2 separate regions of the Mus musculus genome follow, and region 1 is linked to region 2. The links are chromatin loops, found by intact Hi-C in ENCODE. Cell type or tissue: left cerebral cortex. All regions are shown on one strand. Each heading gives the region's core, and the rest is flanking DNA. Links, peaks and the distances in the headings are about the cores only. Region 1 holds the start of 4930452N14Rik (RIKEN cDNA 4930452N14 gene). Region 2 overlaps Gm30388 (a long non-coding RNA gene).

What was found. A loop is a pair of places that touch in the nucleus more often than their neighbours do. Peaks named below come from ENCODE experiments on the same cell type or tissue, not always from the same donor. Only the 100,000 strongest peaks of a DNase experiment are listed, where the experiment ranks them.
Region 1: a loop joins it to region 2, with 3 times the contacts of the local background. A loop is called at or near these places in 3 of 42 quality-filtered maps.

Annotation. Positions count from the first base shown.
Region 1 is chr1:154,251,650-154,260,804 of GRCm38, forward strand. It overlaps 4930452N14Rik (RIKEN cDNA 4930452N14 gene), which reads right to left and starts at 5,257. Exons shown (of 4, transcript NR_040629.1): 1 at 4,954-5,257; 2 at 4,391-4,463; 3 at 2,627-2,682. 4930532M18Rik (RIKEN cDNA 4930532M18 gene) reads left to right here and starts at 4,040. Exons shown (of 3, transcript NR_108050.1): 1 at 4,040-4,112. In left cerebral cortex, for the core only: no CTCF peak of the experiment used is centred there; DNase peaks (open chromatin) are centred at 907, 1,282, 4,531, 5,172 and 3 more places; H3K27ac peaks cover 4,892 bases.
Region 2 is chr1:154,186,412-154,195,566 of GRCm38, forward strand. Gm30388 (a long non-coding RNA gene) reads right to left here. Exons shown (of 2, transcript XR_003948053.1): 2 at 5,403-9,155. Among named protein-coding and RNA genes, the nearest start is that of Zfp648, 10 kb to the right of the region's middle. In left cerebral cortex, for the core only: a CTCF peak has its summit at 4,017; DNase peaks (open chromatin) are centred at 2,118, 3,932 and 4,309; H3K27ac peaks cover 1,267 bases.

The sequences.
Region 1 (9,155 bases), core at 615-8,614, 65 kb after region 2:
GGATTCACTGGGCTCTACTATATGAGTTCATCCCTGAGCACTGTTCATTTTCTTATTGAACCTCAGTCCATTAAAGTTCAGAAGGCTGTTTATTCCCCTCCCCCTTCACTCCATGAAACTTTTCTACAGCGTCATATTCTTGGAGAATCTCTCCTAAGGAAACAATCCAACATTAAAAATATTTGGATTAACCCTTTAATCCCAACATTTGGGAGGCAGAGACAGGCAGATCTCTGTGTGTTTAAGGCCATCTTGGTTTATATAGGGAGTTCCAGGACAGCCAGAGCTACAGTAGTGAGATCCTGTCTCCAAAACAAATGAACAATCCCCCAAAATAAAAATCCCCCCAAATCAGATTATAAATTTACATAGCAGTCACATCAGAATAGCTGGAGGTGTGTTTATCCGCTTATGTATATATGTATGTATGTATGAATATATGTATGTATGTATTATTTAGTATGGGTGTTTTACCTGCATGTATGCCTGCATACCACATGAGTTCCTGGTGCCTGTGAAAGTCAGAAAAAGGTATTGGATCCCTTGGGACTGGAATATAGATGATTATGAGCTACCATGTGGGTGCTGGAAATTGAGCTCAGGTCCTCTGGAAGAATGTCTTATGTTCTTAACTGCTGAGCCATCTTTCCAGTCCTTCTGTGTGGTGGTTTAAATAAGAACAGGCCCATGGGCTCTTATGTTGGAATGCTTAGGGGGTGGCACTATTTGAAAGGATAAGGAGGTGTAGCTTTCTTGGAATAGGTGTCACTGGGTGGTAGGCTTTGAGGTTTCAAAAGTCCAAGCCAGGCCTAGTGTCTCTTCCTGCTACCTACAGCCAGATGTAGAACTCTCAGCTACCATGTCTGCCTGGGTACTGCCATGCTTTCCACCATAAGGATAGTGGGCTAAACCTCTGAAACTGTAAGCAAGTCCCAATTAAATGCTTTCCTTTATAAGAGTTACCTTGGTCATGGTGTCACTTCACAGTAATAGAACACCAACTAAGACATATACATACTTTCTCTTACACACATATATGCAAACAGTTATATGTGCACACACACACACACACACACACACACACACACACACACACACACACACACACACACACATTCCTCTACTTATCCCTGCTAGGTATTCTTAATTGCACAAGGGAGGGAAAGGATCTGCTATAGAGAGGAGCATGCTGTTCATCTTTAGTAACCGGAGGAAGGCAGAGTATATGGATACAGATGGTTGGAGGTGGGTAGATGAGGTCGTGGGAGTTTGTGGAAGTTCTCTTCTGATTGCTCCAATTTTGCCAGGAAAGAAAGAAAGCAAGGTCGTCTGCTGAGAGTGAGAATGGGGGCAGAGGTGCTGGATGTGTGAAGAGAAAGGAAAAGGTGTGACATAATCTAGTAGCAGGGGAGGGTGGACTGCGGGAAATGCAGCACAGATGCTGGACAGCATCCTGGGTCCTCCCGAGGAAGCAAAGCAAGACAGATGGTATGGGTTGGTGGGAGTTCTTGGCCACTTTCAATTACCATAAGTTCGTAGGCCAGAGCAGCAAACAATTGGAGGTTAGATAAATAAATACAATGAAACAAAAGGTGTATGTGCAGTGGGAATTTCTGCTCAGCAACTGTCCTGCTGGAGGTGGAGGGAAAGGGGTTATGCTTGCAGTAACATAAAGCCATCTGGGCACAGGAAGGTGAGAGAACGGAGTTAGCCCTGCCGTCTTGTGACTGACACAGGGTTTGGGACCATAGTAAAGGTGGTTCAGTTGAATCAAGGCAGACATTGATGAGAACCTTAAAGTGTTGCTTGGTGAGCATTTGGGATGTGGAGGCCGATCCCAGGACCACTTTCAGGAAACCTACTCATACTGCCTGTGCAGTGCTCACTCCAGGCCCCTTCTAGGGAGGAACTGTGCAGTTGCCAGTGGCTATCACATACCTTAAGCCAGTTAAACCTAAATACCTTTGTGGAATTTTATTTATTTTCTGTTGCTCAGAGAAGAGAGTTGACCATGCCTTAGGGAAGTTACACAAGCTTGCTCTGGGCCATACAGCTAGTAAGGTCAGAGTTAAGATTCAGATTACAAAGCTGTCTCCGTAAGACATCTTAGTCTGCCTTGGGTTTTGTTGTTAAGCCAGACTATCTTCTCTTTGAGATGAGACTGAAATGAGACAGATATGTGGAGTGAGGGCAAAGTTGAAATTTGTATTTGAAGTTTTCTCTCTCTCTTTCTCTCTATCTTTCCCCTGTCCCTCCTTCCCTTCCACCTCTCTCTCTCTCTCTTTCTCTCTCTCTCTCTCCCTCCCTCCCTCCCTCTCTCTTCAAAATGAGATATTGCCTCCATTAACTTTAACACTTTAAAAGCCACGATGATTTCCCCATATTTCTAGATGCCCAAGGTTTATACTTTATTATTTTTTTAATTCTGTGTATGAGTCTGTGCAGTTGGGTGCAGATGCCTGTAGAAGGCAAGGGTATTAGATCTTATGGAGCTGGAGTTACACATGATTGTGAGTCACCTGATGCGGGTCCTACAAACCAGGCTTGGCGTCTTAGTGTTTCTACTGCCATAAAAACCCACCATGACTAAAGCAGCTTGGGAAGAAAATAGTTGACTTCATCTTACATCTTATAATCCAGAAAGTCAGGCAGGAACTCAAGGCTGGAACCTGGATGCAGGAACTGAAAAAAAAGGCCAGGGATTGCTGCTTACTGGCTTGCTCCTTGTGGCTTGCTCAACCACTGTCTTATAGTACCCAGTACAGGAGTGGCACTGCACACAGTGAGCTGGGCTCTCCCACAGCCATCATCCATCAATCAGGAAAATGTACCATAAGTTTGCCCACAGGTCAGCTTGATGAGGGATTTTTCTGAGTTTCCCTCTTCCAAAATGACTATAGCTTGTGACAAGGTGACATAGAACTAGCCACACAATGGTTAGAGCAGAAAGTGCTTGTAGCCACTGAACCATCACCCCAGCTCAGGGTTTTCATTTTCACAGATTTCTATAGGTCTCAATCTTGACTGGTATGGATTGGCTCACTTAAGAGGGCCTCTCTGATCTTGTGGGAGCTTTGATATCTATATTTAATTGAACTGGATAGATAGAAAATTGTTCTTCCTTCCAAACAAAGTTTTTTGTTGTGGATTTTATAAAAGCATTTGATAAGGAGTGAAAAGGGACATTACCTTAGCCTCACAGAGGTATCCCATTGAATGTAATTCACTATTATTCTTAATGACTATTTAGCTTTTTCCTCTGGGATTTTCCATTGGTCCCTTCATCTAGAAATGTCTGCCTACTCTGGCCAGTTTTCTGAGTCTTCCATTTTCTCTCCTTATACTTCTTCCCTTTCTTTACTCCTTATTCTTATTTGTTATTCTTGACAATGCTTTCTTTTTTTAATTGTGATTTGTCAAGCAGCTATCTGTATTCCTATTCTCTTATGCGAGGTTCAGCCTTTCTTTGGGGATTAAAGTTCTTTAAAGTTCTGTAGTGATTAAAAGTGCCTTTCCTGCAACAAGACCCAGCTGTTTGGTTTAGTTTTATATTGCTTTGTGTGTAGAAAAAAAAAGCCATCTATTGAGGTAAGAGTTTTAGAAGGAAGGGCAAGAGTAAGAAAGGGCTGAAGAAGGTGGGGAAATGCCAAGTGTTTTCTGTAGGGAAATGGAAACAGTACCCAAAGGGAACCAGCGTCTGGAATGTGGGAGCACTCAGGGCTGGGATTAGGGCTAGGTCTTTCTCTAGCAATCAGTCATACAAATGAACAGAGAGGAAGGAAGGAAGGAAGGAAGGAAGGAAGGAAGGAAGGAAGGAAGGAAGGAAGGAAGGAAGGAAGGCAGGCAGGCAGGCAGGCAGGGAGGGAGGGAGGGAGGGAGGAAGGAAGGAAGGAAGGAAGGAAGGAAGGAAGGAAGGAAGGAAGGAAGGAAGGAAACAGGACATTGGTGTGTGTAAGGTCAGAAGCCTGCATGGTTGACTATAGAGCAAGACAAAAAGTACTCTCTAAAGACAACTGCTTATGACCTGGGCTACACTCCCATTGTGACAACGAGAAAGTGGCCACAGGGGAAGAACAAGGAAGATGGGAGGAGGGTGTTGATTGCCCAACTAAGTAAGAAAGGGCAGAGAGAGAGAGAGAGAGAGAGAGAGAGAGAGAAAGAGAGAGAGAGAGAGAGGAGTATGAAAGAGATAAGGTCCAAAAGGAGTTAAGACCGAGTATCTGCAGGGCTTACCTGGCACTCTGAAGCCCAAATCCCTAGGAGACCCCAATATCTTCTCATGGGCCCCAACAAAAGAAGCTGGCCCTACCTCATGGCTCCCCTCCCCTTTTATTCCCAAAGATCCCAGACTATCATAGGTTTAGTGGTTGAGGCAGCCCACCTAACTTACACTTTCCAAAAGTCAGATGAAAACAGCCATTGGGAATTCAGAAGTCCCTCCCAGGAGGGTGTGGCCCAGCTGCCTGCAGGGCAAGCTTTCAAATGGTTAGTTACTTTAGGAAAATGAAGTCATGTAATAACTATTCTCTCTCTCCCACTTCTCTTACTAACATCCCACTCTCTTTTTTAGGGAACAATGTTCTCTCCTGTCTGCTGCTATACATATGGAGACTGGGAGAGTGGGTATTTGATTTCCCTAGACTTGAAATTGAATCCATTTCCACTTTGACATTGTCTCTCTTTTACCTGTGCCTCCTTTCATCGTCCTTTGGTCTCATTGCTCAGTGGCCAACTTCTCCTCCCTCCCATCCCACATCTCTGTTTCATTATTTTGGATTTCCATTTACTGTTCTTCCCATCAAGAAGAGCATGGGAACACAGTCTTCCTTATTAGAGTGGACTGTTGCTTTGGAGGTCTTTAGCATGCAATGAGTGAGCTACCTGTCACCTCCGGAAACATCCCGGGTTTCTGCCAGCTCTTCCCCCCTGCTGCTCCTGCCCTCCAGATCATACCTCTAGTAGCTTGACATGATGGGGCCACTTTAAAACTGTGAGAATTGTCCCTATTCATAGGTCCAAAAGGAGACTCAGTGGGTGGTACCATTAGCTCTAAAGCTTGAAGCAGATTGCAATTGTCTTGCTCAGAAGAGAGAATCCCAAGTCAGAGCTTTTTTTTTTTTTTTTTTTTTTTCTTTTTGATAAAATATTCTGGACCAGATTTCAAGCTGCTCTGGCACCAAACAAGAATCTTCCTGTTCTTGATGCGATACGTTTCCCCACCGAAACGATTTCAGACTTGCCAATCACAGGCAGGAGCTCCTGACGCTTATTTGCAGGATCCGTGACAACCATTGTCTTACCCCATAATATCCCGCTTCCTTCTAGCCCTCCCCAGAACCGGAATAGAGCTCCTGCGGTTCAGTATGCAGGGGATCTGTTGCGAAAACAACAGACAGCTTCCTTTCAATATTTCATCATAGAGTCACATATTTTTGATACACGGTATTTCAAAGTCGACAACTGGGGACAGAAGATGAGCTCTTTGTGGGGCAGTGAGCCAGACGGAAGCAAGCACCAACCTTTGGAGCTCCCCCTTCGCATTATGGAGATGCCGTCAGCTCACTGGACCACCTGCTTTTCTATCAGGAAGATCAGTGTAGACCATGACTGGGAACAGTTGGAAGGCAGGGTCCTTGTTCTTCATGGCACCTGAAAGATGTAAGCTCTCTTGTGGCAGAACTGAGTTGAATCTGGAGTTGGCAGTAGCTCACAAGGTTGTTCATATAGACATCTAGTTCAGGGGCTCATTTTCAAACCTGAGCCCAGAGAGCATTAGGATCCAGTGGCATGTAGGTTAAAAGGTTATCAGGACAGAGATACAGATGCAAGCCTGTTTCATGAGCAATAGAGTTTGAAGAACGAGGTGATCGCCAGTGTTCTGTGGTTATTATTATTTTTAATTACAAAAAAACTATAGACCTTTAAATTTTTATTTTTCTTATTTAAAATACAAAATATTAGGTTTCCTTGTGGCATTTCCCAAAGAAAACAATGTTTGTTGTGTAGCCTTCTTCCTCCTCCTAGCCATTATCCCGCTGTACTCTTCCCACCCCTAGTACCTCTGTCTGTTTTCATATCACTAGTCCCTTTGTCTTACCATCTTCCTCAATGCCTCTTGTCCCCCCTCCCATGGTCTAGGTTCATAGCCTATGCCTACTCACACCTAGCCCCCCCACCCCCTGTTTACATACATACAAACACTGAAGGCTAGGATTTACATATTAAAGACTATGCCTTCCTGAGTCTGGATCACCTCACTTATAATAGTTTACAGATGTACCCATTTTTCTGGAAATTCCATAATCTCACTTTCCTTAGCATTTGAGTCTTTAAAATGCCACTGAGCCTTTTGGATGAACAAAGGAGACCAAGTTGAGTTGTTACCTCAATAGACCTCTGCGCATCACTCTGGGATGGGCAGATCCATTCCAGACCTCTCACATTTATACACGAGGAAATGGAAGTGTCAAGAGGAAGTGGCGTGCTCACTGACCTTTGACCTACTGGCCCTTCTGGATTGGAGCCCATCAGCCTTGCTGTGCACTCCTGAGGCTGCCACACAGCTGCTTGCATCCACACAGCCGCCTGCATCTACATAGCATAGCACAGAAACAATCAAATGAATAAGCCAATACCATGACTCTGATGTCAAACGCTTGTTTTCGGTGTGACATTTTGAAGATTGATAACCTGTGACTGCTAAGAATTATGCCGAAACTCTGAAGGTCCTCAGAGAATACATTTTCCCCTCGTGTGAGCCATGCAGTTCCCAAATTTCAGATCCATGTGAGGCGTTGTTATACCCTGCCTTATATTTTATTCATTTAGTTTAAGCCATCATTTCATTTTTTTTTAAAGGGCAAATGATTCCTACAGCAAGAACCTTTACAGGCAGATGCAAAGCCCTGTGCTGAAACTGAGGAAAAAAAAATTTTTTAAATGCCAAGAAAACCAGTTAAACGTGTGTGGAGCATTAGCTAGGGAGGTGTGCATGCGTTGGAGTGGGGGTGTCTTCTGAGTCATTGCCCTAAATTTAGCAATGCAGTTTTTCTTTCTTTCTTTTTCTTTTTTTTTAAATAAGCCTTTAAGAGCTGGTTCCCAGAGATCCTGTTATTTCTCTGCATGTGCCTTACGTAAGGCTTTGTCACAGGCCTGAGGAACAGGCAAAAAGGAAGGGTGTGGCCCCTTCCACAAAGAACCATGAAGTTCAGAGTTACTCAAAGGCTAAGGAACTCAAGCCTTTCTTTTGAGGCTGTCTGCTGGAGATGCTGTCTGCTAAGTGCTTCCCACTTTCATGTTGTGGGGCGGTTTGATATTTATTCACTTCTCCATGTGGAGTAGGACTGTCACTAGTGTTAATCATTCCCAAGAGCATTGGCATAACTCTTATTGAACTCTTCAAAGCATTCTCTTTGCCATCCACCTTCATTCCTTTGTGTTCTCTCTCTCTCTCTCTCTCTCTCTCTCTCTCTCTCTCTCTCTCTCTCTCTCTCTCTCTCTCTCTTTCTCCCTCTCTCCCTTTCCCCTTTCTATTTTTTTCTATAGATTCACCTCATGAATGGTTTCTGAAAGATGTGGGCTTCTAGAGAGTTTGGAAATCTATTTCTTCAGAGTTCGTTTCCAACTTATGAATAGTAATTGCTCACATGGCTTCTCTCAGCTTCCTTTTAGCAATCCGTAGGTACATAATGGCTGGGATCCTGAAGATCTGTTTAGGCACTTGCATAGTCTGTAAGTGATGCTATCGAGAGGATGCCACTTTTAAGCTGGAACAATGACCTTTCCCTGTGTCTCTAGCTCTTCTTAGCTGTCTCTGCAAATGCTCACAGGTAGGCTCGGCTTTGAGGGAAAGAAGCAGTAGCTATCCTGATGGCAAATGCCCCTCTTGCCTCTTCCGATTTCTGCATCTTTGCTCTGACAGTGTCCCCAGCCTGAGCGCCTTACTCCTACCTACCCATAAACAAACCTCTTGTCTGTTCTGCCGTCCTACTGGATTCTTTTCTGTCCTACTGTGTTGCTGGATATTGCCATAAATCTCAGCCAGATTAATCCTGGACAAAACTGATAACCAATCTCAGAATTAATAACCAATAATGCATGTACATATTAGTTATCTGGCATAGTAAAAATTGTAATAGAGATTTTATTTAATTCTCACTATTACGGAAATATTGCTTATATTTTAGGCCTTCCTCTAGGCATCAGTTCATGCCAGGTCCTTGCTTACATCCTTGGGGTAGAGATCCATAACAGCACACTTTAAGAAGAGGAGACATCCAGGTATGCAGTGGAGTAGTTTGGTGAGCTAGGATTACAAAGAAGGCTCCATTAAAATACCCGAAACATCATCTGAGTGGGCAGAGTCTGCAAGAATGAGGGAAGGGCATTCCTGGCATGGGGAAGAGCTAGCGTTCCTGAGATGGGGACAACTCATCATATATCCACAGATAGAGGGGCATACTCCTGCAGTGTACCAAGGGTAGAGGGAAGCAGAGCTGGTAATCCCAAAATTGGCTGCCATCAAGCCAAGGTACTCTTGGTAACCCATGCTATGTAGTGTTGATTTTAGGTCATTAAAACCTGAAGCTTTTTTGAAGGTTTTAGCAACTTAAGTATCAAGACACCAAGTATTCCCTTAATATTATGACCTTGAACTTCAACAATTAAGAACTAAGTCAAGCCACACCCAGAAAGGGCTTCAGTCTGTCCTAGATGAGCCCTAATCACCCTATACAGTTGACCAACCTACTCTTCAGCTTCTCGAAAGAAGCAGGATGGCTTGGGTGCCTCTTCCCCACCTTTCTCGTAACTCAAAGAGAAAAAGATATTCGTGTAGCCCATCTAAAAACTCAAGGTGTCTCAAGAGACACTCAACACACAAAGTGACTTTCTAGACTTTCTGACACTGTAAGATCCCTCTCAGTTCCCTTATTTGGTTCCTTTAGAGTTTATGACATTTCCTCATGATGCCCAGAAACGTTCCCACAGAAGCAGTGAAATAGACATTTAAATTGAAGTATGACTAAACCAGAAAAGTCAGCAATGATTAACAAGGCCTAGTTCACCTTTTAAAGCACTAGACAGCAGAGACAATTAAAGCATCGCTTTTGTGTGCTTTCTCTTGACAACCATAAAGTTTTTTGTTTCAGACACAC
Region 2 (9,155 bases), core at 834-8,833:
GTCTCTCCTATAAGACTGGTGCTAAGTGGGACTTTAAGGAGAGGTAGATGGGCCAGGCGTGGTGGCGCATGCCTTTAATCCCAGCACTTGGGAGGCAGAGGCAGGCGAATTTCTGAATTCGAGGCCAGCTGGTCTACAGAGTGAGTTCCAGGACAGCCAGGGCTGCAGAGAAACCCTGTCTCGAAAAACCGAAAGAGAGAGAGAGAGAAAGAGGGAGAGAGAGAGAGAGAGAGAGAGAGAGAGAGAGAGAGAGAGAGAGAGAGAGAGAGAGAGAGAGAGAGAGACTGCAGGGAACATGAAGGGGGAAAGAGAATAATGGAAGAACTCAGTGGGGTGAGAGATTTGAACAGGTGAAGCAGGGAGTATGGCTAACACTAAAGACACATGAAGATGCAATATGGGAACCTATCACTGTAGAAGCTTCCTAAAGCACATACTGGTACACCCACCCACCCCCACATGCACATACACATACATATAAATGGCTTAAATGGAACTACCCTATAACAGGGGCACAGTGGCTCCCCCAGACACAATGGTTATCGTATTAAGATCCTGGTGTGAGATATAGGTGACTCTTGTGCACACCGGACTGGCCAGCAGTAACGACGCTGCAACAGGATCCTTCTGCACACGTTTATTGGGAGAGCTTGATTGCAGAGGCGAAGAGACCCCGAGCCCAGAACTGGTGCTGCTTATATAGGCCTAGGAGAGGCGTGTCTCACACCCGGATTGGTTATGCACTAAGCTTCATTTGCATGTTCCTCATCTGATTGGCTACTCTCTCTTTGTACCTCACAGAGCCTCATTATCATACCGCATTTGCATGTCTCACATCTGATTGGTTATATTCCCAAAGCCTCATTATCATGCCCGGGCCAGGCAGTGTCTTTGCAAAAAACTTTACTGCATATGTACACATTGGTTGTTTGTCCAAACTTATGCGTGGTGGCCAGCAGTAGTCAGTGCCACTCTGCAACGGCACATGTGGCTTCCCACAGGTGACCTCTTTTGGAGTTGATGGTCAGTGGGGTTTTGGGGAGCAGGCTATTCCACTGCTCTTGGTTACATACCCTAAAGAACTTGAAGATAAGACCCTGCTGCTGAACACACCACATACCTGTCACAGGGCATGGGAAAAGGAAGCTGCTACTGACCTGGAAGCTCCATCCCTGGCTAGCTTTCATAGCACTAGAAGGTTCTGTAGATGGCACCTGGGGAGGGACATCCACAGTCTTCCCTGAGGTATAACAATGACTGGCGTGGCAAGAGCTGACCCCGGGGGCTTTGATTATCCCGTCCTATCTGTAATAACCTCCCTCTCACCAGAGCACTGGGGCTCACTTCTTCCCCTCCTCTAGCTCTTTGCTGAATGTTGCCTCAGTGACCCTCCTCTCCATCCTCTGCCGGCTCCCACCCTGTTCTCCTGTTCCTTCCTTCCTCCCTCCCTCACTGATTTCTTCTTCATAGCACTTCATGTGTTTTATCACCCTATATCAGACTGTTCAGTCTGCTTCTGATCCTGATAAGAATGTGAACTCCACGAAAGCACAGATGGTGGTTTAATCTCCTTAGTTCCTCCTTCTCTATCTATCTATCTATCTATCTATCTATCTATCTATCTATCTATCTATCTATCTATCTAATCTATCATGCCCTACTGTATCCCCACACTCTTCATAGCAAGTTTTCAATACATGTTTGTTGAATGAATCCATGACCTTAAAACAAGATCACTGTGATTACTGCAATAGAGAAAACCCCAACAAGGCCAGGACTCTTATGTGCTGATTCATAAGCTAGGAGGGTGAGGGAAATCATAGAGGAAGGATGGCACCTAAATTTAAGTCAACTTGATTGTTGGTGGTGACATTTATTTGAGATAGCAATGTCTGGAAGACGAACAGGTTTGGGAAATTCAGTCTTTGGACGGTTAAGTTTAGGATGTTAATGAGTTCAGTAGGCAGTGGAATGTACAAATTTAGAACCCAGAGATGTATATTTGGTAGTCTTTAGAATAGAAGACAGAATTTAAGGCCGTGGGTATGGATGAGATAATGTAGAAACAGTGTAAAGAGAGATGAGAGGAGAGAGGGAAGAGAAGGGAGACAGAGGAAGGAGAAAAGCAGAGAGGGAGGAGAGGAGGAGGAAGCGAGAGGAAGAAGGGAAAGGAGAGGAGAGCTTAGGACAAGTTCCAGGGAACACAGCCATATAGAGCTAAGTGGCAGAGAATGAAGTGAAGTGTAGTTTTGTAAATGGAGGTCAAGGAAGGGAAAGGTTTTCAGAAGGGAGGGGCACCCAGTTGGTGGAGGCTGGTAGCCTGGGCAGGGATCTGTAAAAGAATCTTCTGGCAGCTGCCATATGGAGCTCATTTCTGTGGCTGGTTCAGTTAGTGGAGGGCAGAGGCCTTGCAGAGTAAATGGGGTGGGGGAAGGGCGATGAGGGCGTGGCTAGAGAAGCAGCGCTAAGAGGGACAGGACAAGCCTCTTAGCCATGGCAATGGCCCTCTCCTTGGGGTTGAGGTGAGAGCTTAGGTGTCACTCCTGGATACAGAGGTCATGTTCACAGGCAGGCTATGCTGCCTGCCGGGATCTTCCACCCAAGAGTACTTCTTGCTGAGTGGATCTGGGCACGGAATGTGGTCAGCAGACACCCTCTGCCTGTCGGCTCTCTTCAGGGCTTGCCTCAGCTCAGAGAGGTGCCTCCAGGATAGAATTCTCTGTATGCTCCCTGTCTCTCCCAACTTGCATTCTGGAACATTCACGTCTCTCAGTCTATGTTGAGCCCTCTAGCCAGCAAGCTTTTTGCTATAATACTTCCTGCCTGGGCTGTCTGAGGCTTATCCTGCTAATCTTTTGCTTCCCACATCCCTTCCTGTCCTTCAGAATCACTGGTCTCTCACTGGTGTCTTGTACCCAAATTTTTGACTGCTTCTTATGACATATTTAACCAGAGACAGAAGTCTGCCTCTCCTACTACAGCACAGTATATGCTATGCCACCATTACTGTGGGGCCTACTTGGTGTGACCATTAATCAAGGCCAACACTCTTGGTCTAGTGAACAACCAAACTAGAGAGAGGACTGGCCAGGTGCATTCTGCTAGAAATCATTAGACCACATGTGGTCAGACACTACCTTTAGTTTGGGGGCCACATTTGGAGAGACCCACACACTCCATTAACTGCTGAGGGGAGTCATGGGGCATAGATGGCAATGGGACTATTTTCTCCTCCTCCTCTCCCTCTCCTCTCTCCTCTCCTCTCCTCTCCTCTCCTCTCCTCTCCTCTCCTCTCCTCTCCTCTCCTCTCCTCTCCTCTCCTCTCCTCTCCTCTCCTCTCCTCTCCTCTCCTCTCCTCTCCTCTCCTCTCCTCTCCTCTTCTCTTCTCTTCTCTTCTTCTCTTCTCTCTTTGCCTCTCCTTGCCTCTCCTCGCCTCCCCTCGCCTCCCCTCGCCTCCCCTCGCCTCCCCTCCCTTCCCCTCCCCTCCTTCCCCTCCCCTCCTCTCCTCTCTCCCTTCCTTTTTCTTTCCTCTTCATGTGTTCTCTCTCCAGCTCCACACAGCTGTTACATGTTGCTCTTTTGCCCTGTACCGAGCAAGCTCATTGCTGTGGTGTGAGACTGGATAGGGCCTCAGTTCACTCTGGCCAGGGAGAACCCACATGTTCAGAGAAGTCCAACATCAGACAAGGAAATTTCTTTCAAGAAACCTGGCTTCATACCCACAGCCAGAGCAGGCCGTGCCGGCACGGAGCCGTTGAGAAAGGAAGAAGTGGGTGTGTTTTTATGGAAACCTCAGTGGCCTCTCCTTCTCTTCTGTGAATTGCTTCTGTGTTCAGGCAGCCGACTTAGACAGCTGTGAGGCGAGGCATATGGGCGTGATGGGGGCCTTGGAAAGAAAAGGCCCCTTGTACCCTTGCCAGTGTCTGTAGGTGGTGTGACCTGGGAAGACTGAAGAGCCAGGAGCTTTCTCAGCTGCGGTGACAGAAGCCAGAATCCCAGTGGTGGTGTTCTTGTGTACCACAGGGGGAGCCCGAGTATCGGGAGTCAGGAGGCGACAGCCTGGTCCGGAGAGAAAATCCGGGGCTGCTCTTCCAGAACCAGAAAAGATGCTGAGGAATTTGGAAGCAGGGCGACAATTATCCTTGTCTTCTGCCTGAAACACACAGATTTCATTCTTTGAAGCCAGTGCAAAAGCCTTCTCTTATGGGAAGACTCCCCTAAGCCCAGGCAAAGCCAATTATCCGTTTCTCCTTACTGTCCATTGTATTACCTCTACGCGGCAGAGTGTCCGCAGGCGGCTCTGAGTTCTCCGGCAGAGCGAGACATGACCGGGCTCCTCCACGTGCCAGCTTGGTATCTGGCTTCTCCTCGGTGCAGATGTGACTCATGCGTCAGAATTTTGCCAGAACTTGTTGAGATGTAGATTCTAGGTGATATGTGGACCGGGTGAACCCCGAATTATCATAATTAGTTGCTCATGTTGTGCTTCTGTATGGCAGGGTTGATAGAGTTGATATTTTCAAGCTCTCTGGTTTTTCAATTAATTAATAATTAATTCCCAGGCTCCCTCTATCTTCAAGGCCCAACCCCACTTTGATGCTTTTTTGTTTGGCTTTGGTTTTTGTGTTGTGACCCACTAAGTTTAGTCAAGACCACTACCATGAGCATGGATTCGAAGCTCTCCACTGGATCCCGAGTAACTCACTGGTGCATATGCAGTGAAAGACAAAGAATTGCATCCCCTAAGTGTCCCTAGACTGCTGTGAGTGTCTCTGGAGGGATGGGGCACCCACAAGACCCTCCCCACTTATGAATGTTTTGTGCTTCATTTTGTGCAGGCTTATGGAGGCAAGCACAGCTGTTGTCAGTTCAGGTGTGCCTTGGCCATGATGTGTCCATAAGAGAGTTCCCACTGCCCTCGGCCCCACCTTTGGGTTCTTACAGTCTTTCTATCCTCTTTTACATGATATTCTTTGAGCCATGGAATAGTGGTGTGTAGTCTTGTTTAAGGTAAAGTAATCCATAGTCGCTTGCTTTCTGTTCCATGACTCTACATTAGCCACTGTTTGCTGCAAGGGCCCCAGCTGGGAAAACTACTGCTGAATTTTCTCTCTGTTACCTGAAGAGTAGCTTCCAGCACCGTGAAGGCTGTTGAGGAGGAAGGAAGCTGCCAGCCTGGTTACAGCATGGTTTCTCTGTATTCTGTAACCAATGTCTGTGGTGTCTCACTATCTAGTTCCAGTGGGCAACCAAAGGCAATGGCCACGACCTGGATAGTTTGGGGAGACCTCCAAGGCCTCAAGTGTTTTTTGACCATGAATCAAAACAACCAGAATATAAAGCATAGTTTTTATTATGTCAGAGTTTCTATTGCTCTGATGAAACACCATGACCAACAAAACTTGGGAGAAAAGGATTTATTTCAGTGTACAGTTCCATATCATAGGTCATCACAGAAGGAAGTCAGGGCAGGAACCACGAGGCAGGAACCTAGAGACAGGATCTGAGCTGAAGCCATGAAGGAATGTTGCTGATTGGTTTGTTCCTTAGGGCTTGGTCAGGCATACTCTGCCTGACTCTTTGTTTGCTTATATTTTATTTTGTTTCTGGAGATGGGGTCTCTCTATGTAGCCCTGGGCTTACAGCTTGGAGTTCACTGTGAGACCAGGTCAGCTTTCAACTCATAAAGATCCTACTGCTGGCTGACTTCTGGGATTAAATACATTTGCTAACATGCTCAGTTTCGGCTTTCTTCTTCCCTCCCTCCCTCCCTCCCTCCCTCCCTCCCTCCCTCCCTCCCTCCCTCCTTCCTTCCTTCCTTCCTTCCTTCCTTCCTTCCTTCCTTCCTTCCTTCCTCTCTCTTTCTTTCTGTTTTTTATTAATCATTCCATTCATTTACATCTCAAATGATAGCCCATTTCCTGGTTACCCCTCCACAACCCCCCCCATCTGCCCTCTCTCCCTGCCCTTTGCCTCTATGAGGGTACTCCCCCACCTACCCACCCTCTCCTACCCCACCACTCCCACATCCACCTACATTGGGGCATCAAACCTCCACAGGACCAAGGGTCTCTCCTCCTATTGATGTCAGACAAGGCCATCCACTGCTACATATGTTTCTGGAGCTATGGATCCCTCCCTGTACACTCCTTGGTTGGTGGTCTAGTCCCTGGGAGCACTGGATGATCTGGCCAACCCACATTGTTCTTCCTATGGTGTTACAATCCCCCTCTGCTTCTCCAAGCCTTCCTCCAGCTCCTCTGGGGGGAGCAGGATTCCCGGGCTCAGCCTGATGGTTGGCTCCAAGCATCCACATCTGCACTGCTCAGTTGCTGGCAGAACCTCCCAAGGAACAGCCACCTCAGGTTCCTGTCAGCAAGTGCCTCTTGGTAATAGTAGCAGTGCTGGGGTTTGGTGTCTGGAGACAAGGATGGATCCCTGGATGGGGAGGTCTCCCAATGGTCCTTCCTTCAGTCTCTGCTCCATTTTTTTTAAATCCCTGTCTTTCCTTTAGACAGGAACATTTCCTGGTTAAAAACTTTGAAATGGATGGGTGGTCCCATTCCCTCAACCGGGGGTCATGCCTATCCACTGGAGGTGGTCTCTACAGGATCTATCTCCTCTTTACTGCGTATTTCAGCTAAAGTCGTCCCCATTGGGTCCTGGAAGCCTCTTGCTTCCCTGGCATCTGGGACCCTCCAGTGGCTATCTCCAGTTCCTCATCCCCGTAGTCACACGGAACACCTGCGCTATAGACAGGCTTGACCTGGAAATTCCTGAGGACTCCTGACCTCTTGACCTCCTTCACCTTGCCTCCCTACCTTGCTGTTTCCTCCCTCCCTCCCTCCCTCCTTCCCTTTCTTTCTTTCTTTTCAGCTTTTTATTGATTTCTTGTGAATTTCACTTCATGCATTCCAACCCCACTCTTGTCCCCATCCCTTTGTATCTACCCTCTGCCCAAGGAGTCATTGGTTTGTTTTGAGGCCTCTGGTTTCTGTTACTCTATGAATACTAGATCCTCACAGGGAGTTCTCTCTGATATACTGTTACTGCCCTGTGTCTTGGAGATCCTGCAGCACTGGATCTGCAGGTCTTGGCCTTACACTTGATGGAGTAGATGCTGGGGTGGGCCAACTCAAAGCCTTGGATCTGGGCATGGGAGGTACCTGAGTTGGTCAGCCCATCAGTTATCCTGGGCTCACACCACTAGGGCAAGCTCTCCAGCACTGCCCCAGCTAGCTCATCTGCTACAACAACTGGCAAGGAGCAGGGGCCACTTCTCCTAATGTCATGTCTCACCAGCACCCATGCCACCAGGGTCAGCTCTACTGTGCAGCCCAGGTGAGGTGTGGGGCCTGCTCTCCCACTTCCCAAAGGAAGCAAGGGCCAAGGGCAGAGCCTGCTCTCCCAGCTCCCACAGGCGGCAACTCTACTATGTTGCCTAGGTAGGGGTGAGGCCAGCTCAACACCGAGCCTTAGGTGGCAGACCAGACCAGGGGCATCCGCATTGCCTTTGGTGGTAACAGGTCTGGGACATCATAGAGTTTGCTATAGGCTGCCATAGGACTGCAGAAAGAGACATAGCTCCTGGCAGCAGCCTGGCCCTGGATGCTTGAGTAGCAGTGCATCAGCCTGCTTTCTTATACACACAGACCATAAGCTCAGGGGTAGCACCACCTTCACTGTATTGGAGTCTCCCGTATAAGTCACCTATTAAGAAAATGCCCCACAGGCTTCCTTTCCCTAATCTTATGGATTCATTTTCTCAACTGTAATTCCCTCCTTGCAACTCTAGTTTATGTCAAGTTTACACACACACACACACACACACACACACACACACACACACACACACACACACACACACACGAAACAAAGAAGCAAACAAAGGAAGGGCCAGACCCATAACTGCCACATTCCCTGTCCTATGTAGGTTCAGTCTGGTAGTTTGGCAAACACTGACATAATAATGAAGGTGAACAAATATTAGGTGAATGAATGAATGTATGATGGAGCAAACATATGAACACGTGTATTCCAACATCTGAAAAACAGAGGGCTGCATCAGATAATTTCTAAAATCTCATTTAGAATTCTGACATTTGATTTCTCTCTGTCATTTTCATTATACGCCAGGACTTCAGGAATTCACAAATGAAGAGATTCCGGTGGACATAGGATCAGAATCTTCTTTTTCAATTTGTCTACCAATTAAAGGTGTGCAGCATCTTCTATCCTCCCCAAATCTCTCCTCCCTGAGTCTGGAAAGATCAGCAAAAGCAAAAGGAGAGCTGAAAGTATAGTGGGCTTACAAAGGTTTCTTTGTGGTATTTTTTGTCTTCTGCATGGTCCCAAGACTGATGCTTTAGTTATCATTCTGCTTCTGTGATAAAGCACCTTGACCAAGGCCGTTTATAGAAGAAAGAGTTTGTTTTGGGCTTACATTTCCAGAGAGTTAGAGTCTATGAGGGCAGAGTGGGGGTAGAAATGGTGACTGGAGCAGCAGCTGAGAGCTTACATAGAAAATCAATGCACTGGAAATAGCACATCCTTTTGAAATCTCAAAGCCTGACCCAGTGACACACTCTCTTCAGCAAAGCCACACCTCCTAGACCTCTCAAAACCAAACAGGGTTACTAACTGGAGACCAAGTATTCAAATATGGGGGTAAGCACCTCAGCCAAGATGGGATGTACATAAAAGAGGCCTGGCATCTCTGTGACCAGGAAAGGTGTGTTATTCCTTGGACCAATGACATGTTAAGCTAATTCAAGAGACTGTGAATATTTGGCCTCGTTTTGTTTGTTTTTTGTTTTTTGTTTTTTGTTTTTGTTGTTGTTGTTGTTGTTTTCCCTCAATAACAATCCATTGCTTGTAGCTAATTCTCTCATACTCACAGTCTAGGGGCTTTCTTAGGAGGGCCACTGCAGTGCAATGTGGGTCTTGAGGAATTTAAAGAAGGCTGGTCTTGCCAGGTGGTGGTGGCACACATCCTTGAATCCCAGCACTTCAGAGGCAGAGGCAGGTGGATTTCTGATTTGGAGGCATGGTCTACATAGTGAGTTCCATGACAGCCAAGGCTACACAAAAAGTTCCTGTTTCAAAAAAATCTAAAAACAAACAACCCAAAGAAAGAAAGAAGGAAGGCAGAAAGT